Linked DNA regions of Homo sapiens: region 1 is linked to region 2. A link is a loop called in an ENCODE intact Hi-C map of the cell type or tissue named here. Cell type or tissue: transverse colon. All regions are shown on one strand. Links, peaks and the distances in the headings refer to the core of each region. The heading gives the core; the rest is flanking DNA.

Region 1 (4,381 bases), core at 174-4,173, 440 kb before region 2:
GGGTTACAGGAGCTCCTCAGCAGGACAGGCAGGAGAGTCAGGGCCCTCCTTCCCATTCTTCACTCACCCTTCTAATACCCAGTCCCCATTTCTCTGCCAGGATCCCAGACTTTCCTGCTGTGGGGTTCTATATGTCTTGGAATCACATGCAGTTATTATATTAAGCAAGTCTCTAGAAATAGCTGCATGGTAATAGCATGAAGTTATGGGAAGATGTGGAACACACACAGACCTATATTCAAATTCTGATTCCACCAGCAGCCTGCTGTGTGGTCTTGGGCAAGTGTATGTCTCTATAAAATGAAGATAATGACAGCCCCTGCTTCAAAGGCTTTTATGAAATGATGAACATTACATGTCTAAGAGGGTCCCTGGCAATAGGAGGTGCTTAGTAACTGTAAGATCCCCTGTCTTTCAGTTCAGCAAGGATCAGTGAGCCCTTACTAACTAACCTATGTAGGGCACTTAACAATTCAGCTGGCAGAAGAGGATATCTCCGTGGGATATAAGTAGGCAGAATGTGGGTACCCAGCCCCTGACTATAATCAGTGGGTAGGAAAGGCAGAGCGGTGTGCGATGGGGTAGTCATAAGGCCTCCTGGAGGAGGTGGCTCTGAAGCTGGGCCTTGAGGGGAGAATTGGATTTGAATTCATATAACAGAAGGCATTCAGGAAAAGGGCAGAGCAAAGCAAAGGTGCAGGGGTGGGGTCAGGCCTGGAGCAGGGGCATTTAGAGGAAAGCATTAGAGGTCAAAGTTGTCAGCAGGTGAAGCCAGAGTGGGGAAGGGCTTGAGTACTGCGTGTTGGCCAGCACTGGCCTCTAAGGCAGCCAGATAGCAGAGGCCAGGGGACTGTCCTTTCCTGGGAAGCCAGCGAGGTCATCAGGTCAGAGATATGCTTCTCTGCAGGACATCATGGAGTTCTGGCTTTAAAAGAAGGAAGGTCTCAATGCTTGGAGATCTGGACCCCACTCCCCAAGGAGGGGAAGGAGAAACCCCGTGCCTTGTTGTGCACTGCCAGGGCTCCTCTGCTGAGAAACCAGTCACGAGAAATAGAAGTCCTGTGTTCTAGCCTGGGGGCCGGGACACTTGGGAGAAGCAAGTGTCCAGCCCTGAGAAGAAGAAGCCCAGCCCTGAGTCAGACCTCCCTAGCCCCCTGACTTTCTAGCTGAGAAACCCTTGGCTGAAGGAGGGGCCAGTTTTTTGGATTCCAGCCCCTATCCTCCCCTCCCACGTCTGGAACAGGCCCTCCCAAGAGCCTTCAACCAGTTTCCACTCCCTCCAGGACGACAAAGCCCCGAGAACCCTGCCTCTGAAGGGAGAGCCTGTGCCCCGTCCCCATCCCAGCTTGGGGGGCCCCGGCCTCCAGCTGGGGACATGGGCTTCAGGCTCTGGTCTTGTTTACTTGTGTGACTAGAGGTGACTTGTTTTCCTTCTAAGGGACCTCATTTCCGACCCTGTCCTTTCACACGGTGGGCAGGCTCATCCCTGCTCTATCCTTGCCCTGTTGGTGTAGAAATTTGTGTCCAGGCAGCTGTGAGCTCCAAGGAATGTGAGTTGTAGCTTAGAATTTCTCGGCATTCCCACCCTTCTGGAAGCTCCCCCGAGACGGTTGAGCTAGAGGGCAGACCGAGGCCCATGACCTCTGGCTCCACTCCCAGCCTCTAGTTTTCTCTGCCTCATTTTCCCCAATAGACAGGAAGACAATAAATCTCTCTCTGGAGCCCACACACCTGATCTGTAGCCCAGAGGAAAAATCCCCAACCACTGAACTCAGGGAGTCTTCTGGGGCCAGAGAGGGTGAGCCGGGGACCTGCAGTGTCCACAGAAATATCTCAACTACCAATGCCCTGGAGAAGCAAAGGCAGTGGCTGGGCTAATGGACCAATCTAGGAAGTCTTCCTGGATGAGGTCCTGGAGGTGTGAGCCACTCAGAGCATCCATATTGGACCACTGTGTCTAGTGTCTCCTTTTTTTTCAGCAAGTGGGAGTGGGGGATGGGGCTGAAGTCCCAGCTGGGATTACTGCCTGGGCTGTGAGGATACCTTGCCCACTTTTCCCCCTGTCTCCCAGAAGTGTGGTGAAACTATCCCCATGCCTCTGGACAGAGCAGAGATTTAGGGGCAGAAGAGGGTCTCAGCCCTGAATGCCCCAAGGTCATTCCTCTGAAGAACTGGAGCTTCCTTCAAAGGAGCAAGGCAAGGGTCTACTGGCCTCACTCTGGCCCAGGGCTTCAGGGAAGGGAGAAAAGATGCTGCTGGGCCACCATCCCAGAAGCTTGGCTTCCATTCCACACACCAGCTGCACTGTGTCTTGCCACGGGGTATTAAGAGGTCACTGCTGTTTACAATTCCCTACACATCTGTTCCGAGTCACGCATTCATTCATTTAATCAATCGTCATTCACCAAATATTTTTGAGAGCCCACTGTGTGCACAGAGCTGGGATGGGTTTTGAGAAAAAGTTCAACTGAAGATGAATCCTTGGGAAGCACCAATAGGTGAATGACGAATGACAGCCCTGAACATTAGGAAATGATTAAAGTGGCTGCAGTGAACTGCGTGGGGAGAGTCAGGGAAGGCGGCCTAGAGGAGGCGGATTTGGCCTCAAGCGGGGCCGGGGAGAAGAGAGGACTCTAATTCTACCTCCAAAACCAGCTCCTCCTGAAGCCTTCCCATTTTGCTTGATGGCAACTCCAATCTTAGAGCTGTCCAGGCCCAAATCCTTGGGGGACATTCTTGGTTCCTCTCTTTCCCACACACCCACATTTGGCCAATAGCAAATTCTAACAGCTTCAAAATATATGCAGAGCCTGACCACTTCTCACTACCACCACAGTCACCGCCCAGTTCCAAGCCACCATCATCTCTCACTTGGGTGACTGCAACTGCTTCTGCCCTTGAGCCCAGCAATTTGCTCCCCAAATAGCAGCCAAAGTGGCCTTTTCAAGAGGGAAGCCAGGTCATGTCACTCTCTGCTCCCAGCCTACCAAGGCTCCCATCTCACTGGAAGTAAAGCTTTGGGTTGCTTAAGAAGTCCCATGTTTTGGGTGCTCAAAAAGTCCCTGCTGATAGCTGGAATGACATGAGGGAATGACATGGTGGAGAAAAGGACAAAAAGAAGTGGGGAACAATGGCTAGAGGGCTTTCCACAAAGGCAGGGGTGTTGGCATCTGCTAGGCAGGTGATGAGGAGACCTTATGGTAGGCATCTAAGCAGAGAAAACGTATAGAAAATGCTTGTCACTGAGTTGGGCAGTGACAACTCCATGCTGGTCCAGAGTGAGTGGGCTAGGCTTGAAGAGCCATGTGGCTGGGTTCCCAGCCCTTGCTCTCCAGATCCTGACTGTGGTCCCAGAAATCAAGAAAAACCTCCCCTGCTCTGCCCTTAACCCTGGAGGAAGCCAAGTATGGGCTCATGTGCCCCCTTCTCCCTCCCGCAAATCTCCCCTTCTCCCAAGGTCACCTTCCTTCATTCCTTCCCTCCCTCCCTCCTTTCTTTCTCTTTTTCTTCCCTTCCTTCCTTTCTCTCTCTCTCTTTTTCTCTTTCTTCCCTTTATTCCCTTCCTTCTCTCTTTCTTTCTCTTCCTTCCTCCTTCCTTTCCTTCCTTCCCTTTTCTTTCTTTTTTTCCTTCCTCCCTCCCTCCCTCCTTCCTTCCCTTCCTCTTTCTTTCTTCCCTTTCTTCTCTCTTTCTTTCTTTCCTTCTTTTTCTTTCTCTCTCCCCTCCCTTCCTTCCTTCCTTCCTTCCCTCCTTTCTTCCTTTCTTCCTTCCCTCCTTTCTTCCTTTCTTTCTCGGAGTCTTGGTCTGTCGCCCAGGCTGGAGTGCAGTGGCGCGATCTCGGCTCACTGCAGGCTCCGCCTCCCGGGTTCACACCATTCTCCTGCCTCAGCCTCCCAAGTAGCTGGGACTACAGTCGCCCGCCACCACACCCAGCTAATTTTTTGTTTGTTTGTTTGTTTGTTTTAGTACAGACGGGGTTTCACCGTGTTAGCCAGAATGGTCTCAATCTCCTGACCTCGTGATTCACCCAAAGTGCTGGGATTACAGGTGTGAGCCACCGCACCCGGCCTCTTTCTTTCTTTTTTTCTTTCTTTCTTTCTTTCTTTCTTTCTTTTTTCCCTTTCTTCCCTTCCTTCTCTTTCTTTCTTCCTTCCTCCTTTCCTTCCACCTTCCTTCCCTTTCCTTTTCCTTCCTTCCTTCCTCCCTCGCTCCTTCCTTCCCTTCCTTCCCTCCCTCTCTTTCTTCCCTTTCTTCTCTCTCTTTCTTTCTTTCTTTCTTCCCTTCCTTCCTTTCTTCCCTCCCTCCCTCCTTCTTTTCTTTTCTTTTCTCTTCTCTTTTCTTTTCTTTCTCGGAGTCTTGCTCTGTCGCCCAGGCTGGAGTGCA
Region 2 (4,381 bases), core at 296-4,295:
CTTAGGTCAGAGTAGACCAAGGCACATAGGAGGGCCTACTTCTCTCCGGTAAACTTCTCTTCTGGCACTAAAGGGTGCTGCGGACTGGGATATTCTCAGAGGAGGCCTGACATCCGGGTCATGTTCTGGGGTCCCAGGGGTCCCATTTAAGGCTTTAACCTGTGGCTCAGGTGATAAGAGGAGACTCAGGACCAGTCCCTTAACAGGTTGGTGGAACTGTGAGTAGAAATTTTTTTTTGCTCCGCCCCTACCCAAAGTGGCTTCATTGAGATTCAGCCTATCTCCCACCCTTCCTGTGCTGTGATGAGGGACTCTGGGGACTGGGAGTGAATAGGCCCTGCTGAGTGCAGGGAAGACACACTCTGGCCTTCCTCACGCCAGGCTGGAGACCTGGCACTGGGCTCTGCTCCTAGCAGCCTGGAAAGCTGTTATTCTAGAACCTGATAACTGCTTGGGCTGGGCTGAAGATAAGAGGCAGCTGTTTGAAGTCCAGAGAGATAACAGCTTCAGAGAAATTTGATAAGAGGAGTGAGATGCACTGGGTTAAGCTCACCAGTCTCGCCTGTTTGCCTTTTGCCAGTTTATAATCATAACCAGCACTGTACTCTCAAGTCAGACTTCCCAGCACCGCGAGGAACCTCAGTGTCACTGTCTCTTAATGGTAGTCTGTGCATCTCTCCTGAGGTCCGCGCCTGGGCCTGCAGGCCTCTGTGCTTGTTCTATGAAATGACCCTCAGCCCCCAGCCCTGCCTTTCCAACCTCATTTCTTTCCTGCCCATTGGTTCTTTTTCTCAAATGTATTCACTCCTGCATCCATTCATTTAACAAATATTTTATGAGTGCCCACTTTGTGCCAGGCACCATTCTGGGCACCGGAGATGCACCGAGGATGCCACCAGGCATGGTCTCTACTCTCACTGGGCTGTGTTCTGGGTAGCCGGAGACAAAAGATAAATCAATAATTGTAGTGGGTGCTGAGTGCAATGGAGGAAAGTCTAAGAGGGCTGTGGTGGGGAGGGACTATGGGGACAGCACAGGGTGGCTTTAGAGTGGTCAGGATGACCTTCCTACAAATACCCTGGGGGATAAGAATGAGCCATGCCAAAACCTTCCTGGAGAGGAGAGAGCCAGCGCAAAGGTCCTGGGGCAGGAGTGAGCATGATCTGGGGGTTAAATAGAAGCTGGAGAGAAGAGGATGGTGGGCAGAGGCCTGATGAGGACAGTCAGACAGGCCTAGATAAGAAGTCTGGAGATGATGATATGCAGAAAACCAACCCACAGGAAGGTGAGTCAGAAGGAATCTGGTCTATGTTTTGAAAAATTTACTTTGGGCTGGGCGCGGTGGCTCACGCATGTAATCCCAGCACTCTGGGAGGCTGAGGCGGATGGGTCACAAGGTCAGGAGATCAAGACCATCCTGGCCAACATGGTGAAACCTCGTCTCTACTAAAAATACAGAAATTAGCCGGGCATGGTGGTGTGTACTTGTAATCCCAGCTACTTGGGAGACTGGGCAGGAGAATCGCTTGAACCCAGGAGGAGGAGGTTGCAGTGAGCCGAGACTGTGCCGCTGCACCCTAGCCTAGCGACAGAGCAGGACTCCATCTCAAAAAAAAAAAAAGAAAGAAAGAAGAAGAAAAACTCACTTTGGCTGCCATGTGGTAGCCAGGGCAGAGAGACAGGCATGGTGAGCAGGAGGGTCAGCATGGGAGGATGGATGCTGGCTCTGGTACTGACTCTCTGTTAGACCTTGGGCCAGACACTTAGCCTCTGTGCTTCTGTTTTCATAGCTATAAAACAGGGTTTCTCTTCACCTGTCTTCTGGTGCTGCCCTGGGTGCTGCCCCAGGTGAAGAATGCTGTGGTGAAGGAGACAGACCCTGCCCTTATGGGACTTCCACTCAAATGGAGGAGTCAGACCTCAAACCAGAGAATCCACAGGGAATGCCAAGTGCTATGTGAGAAATTAAAATAGGATGATTGCTAGAGGGTGACAGGGTGTGATTAGAGAAGCCCACTCCAAGGAAGTGACATTTAGCCTGAGACCCGAATGATGCTGGAAGGGCCCTTGAGGAAAGGAGCTGGAGGGATGGCCTGCTTTACTGGTCTGGAAAGGTCAGACAGGCTGTGGCCTGTGGGAAGTGCTCTGCAAATGTTTGGAGTTTTTTTGTTTTTGTTTTTTTGAGACAGAATTTCAATCTTGTTGCCCAGGCTGGAGTGCAGTGGCACGATCTCGGCCCTCCACCTCCTGGGTTCAAGCGATTCTCCTGCCTCAGCCTCCTGAGTAGCTGGGATTACAGGCACCCGCCACTACACCTGGCTAAGTTTTTGTATTTTTAGTACACATGGGGTTTCACCATGTTGGCCTGGCTGGTCTCGAACTCCAGACCTCAGGTGATCCATCTGCCTCGGCCTCCCAAAGTGCTGGGATTACAGGTGTGAGCCACCGCGCCCGGCCTGCTGCTGTTTATTTGAAGGGCCCCCATGCCCTGACCTGAAGCTGCCCACATCTGGACCTGCCTCATTCAGGGAATTCTGAAGTCTTCTGGATAGATCCTTAGCAAAGTCCTTCCATCGCCCCTCCCCCAACGCCCTGCCCCACCCTGCCAGTCACATACAGGCTTGTTCTGAAGCCTGTGAGGAAACTGTCCCTCTCAGCCCCACCTCCATGCCCAACCAGGCCGCCCCAGCACAGCCTGCCTGACTCCTGGAAACAGATGGAATCTTAGATCCAGTTTAATCCTTCCCATTTTCCATATGGGGAAACTAGGGCCATGTGTTTTATCTAATATTCCTTTTCATATAGTCTTTTTTTTTTTTTTTTTTTTGAGATAAGACTCCTGCTCTGTCACCCAGGCTGGAGTACAGTGGTGCGATCTCGGCTCACTGCAACCTCTGCCTTTCCAATTCAAGTGATTCTCCTGCCTCAGCCTCCCGAGTAGCTGGGATTACAGATGTGCACCACCACACCTGGCTAATTTTTGTATTTTTAGTAAAGATGACGTTTCACCATATTGGCCAGACTGGTCTCAAACTTCTGGCCGTATATGATCTGCCTGCTTTGGTCACCCAAAATGTTGGTTTTTGGGGTTTTTTTTGTTTTTTTTTTTTGAGATGGAGTCTCGCTCTGTCCCCCAGGCTGGAGTGCAGTGGCGCGATCTCAGCTCACTGCAAGCTCTGCCTCCCGGGTTCACACCATTCTCCCTGCCTCGGCCTCCCAAGTAGCTGGGACTACAAGCGCCCACCACCATGCCCGGCTAATTTTTTTTTGTATTTTTAGTAGAGGCAGGGTTTCACCATGTTAGCCAGGATGGTCTCGATCTCCTGACCTTGTGATCCACCCGTCTCAGTCTCCCAAAGTGCTGGGATTAGAGGCGTGAGCCACCGCGCCCAGCCAAAATGTTGGGATTATAGGCATAAACCACCATGCCTGGCCCCCTTTTCCTATATTCTTTCTTTCTTTTTTTTTGTTTGAGACAGAGTCCTGCTCTGTCACCCAGGCTGGAGTGCAGTGGCGCGATCTCAGCTCACTGCAACCTCCGCCTCCCAGGTTTAAGCAATTCTCTGCCTCAGCCTCCCGAGTAGCTGGGATTACAGGTGCATTCCACCATGCCTGGCTAATTTTTTGTATTTTTTTTTTTTTGAGACGGAGTCTCGCTCTGTCACCCAGGCTGGAGTGCAGTGGCACGATCTCGGCTCACTGCAAGCTCTGCCTCCCGGGTTCACGCCATTCTCCTGCCTCAGCTTCCCAAATAGCTGGGACTACTGGCACCCGCCACCATGCCCAGCTAATTTTTTTTTGTATTTTCAGTAGAGACGGGGTTTCACAGTGTTAGCCAGGATGGTCTCGATCTCCTGACCTCGTGATCCACTCACCTCAGCCTCCCAAAGTGCTGGGATTACAGGTGTGAGCCACCGCGCCCGGCCATTTTTTGTATTTTTAGTAGAGACAGGGTTTCACCATCTTGGTCAGGCTGGTCTTGAACTCCTGACCTCGTGATCCACCCACCTCGGCCTCCCAAAGTGCTGGGATTACAGGCATGAGCCACCACACCCGGCCTCCTATATTCTTTCAACAATAGTCATTGAAATATTTATTGAATTCCTACTGTGTGCTGTTTTAGGCACTGAGGATACAGCAGAGAACAAAACACAAAAATCTTGTCCTCCCAGCCTGGGAAACATGGTAAAGTCTTGTCTCTACAAAAAATACAAAAGTTAGCTAGGCGTGGTGGTGCCTGCCTGCAGTCCCAGCTACTCAGGAGGCTGAGGCAGGGGGATAACTTGAGCCTGGGAGGTTGAGGCTGCAATGAGCAAAGACCGTGTCACTGCACTCCAGCCTGGGTGACAGAGTGAAAACCTGTCTCCAAAAAAAAAAAAAA

Evidence for each region. Peaks named below come from ENCODE experiments on the same cell type or tissue, not always from the same donor. Only the 100,000 strongest peaks of a DNase experiment are listed, where the experiment ranks them.
Region 1: a loop joins it to region 2, with 11 times the contacts of the local background. A loop is called at or near these places in 1 of 110 quality-filtered maps.

What each region holds. Positions count from the first base shown.
Region 1 is chr1:201,638,445-201,642,825 of GRCh38, forward strand. All of the region lies in intron 4 of NAV1 (neuron navigator 1), which reads left to right. It overlaps LOC124904482 (a long non-coding RNA gene), which reads right to left. Exons shown (of 2, transcript XR_007066789.1): 1 at 1-4,381. Among named protein-coding and RNA genes, the nearest start is that of MIR5191, 79 kb to the right of the region's middle. In transverse colon, for the core only: no CTCF peak of the experiment used is centred there; a DNase peak (open chromatin) is centred at 2,312; H3K27ac peaks cover 2,033 bases.
Region 2 is chr1:202,075,783-202,080,163 of GRCh38, forward strand. No RefSeq gene overlaps it. Among named protein-coding and RNA genes, the nearest start is that of GPR37L1, 45 kb to the right of the region's middle. RefSeq lists an enhancer at 1-329 and a cis regulatory region at 201-640. In transverse colon, for the core only: no CTCF peak of the experiment used is centred there; DNase peaks (open chromatin) are centred at 519 and 2,619; H3K27ac peaks cover 3,311 bases.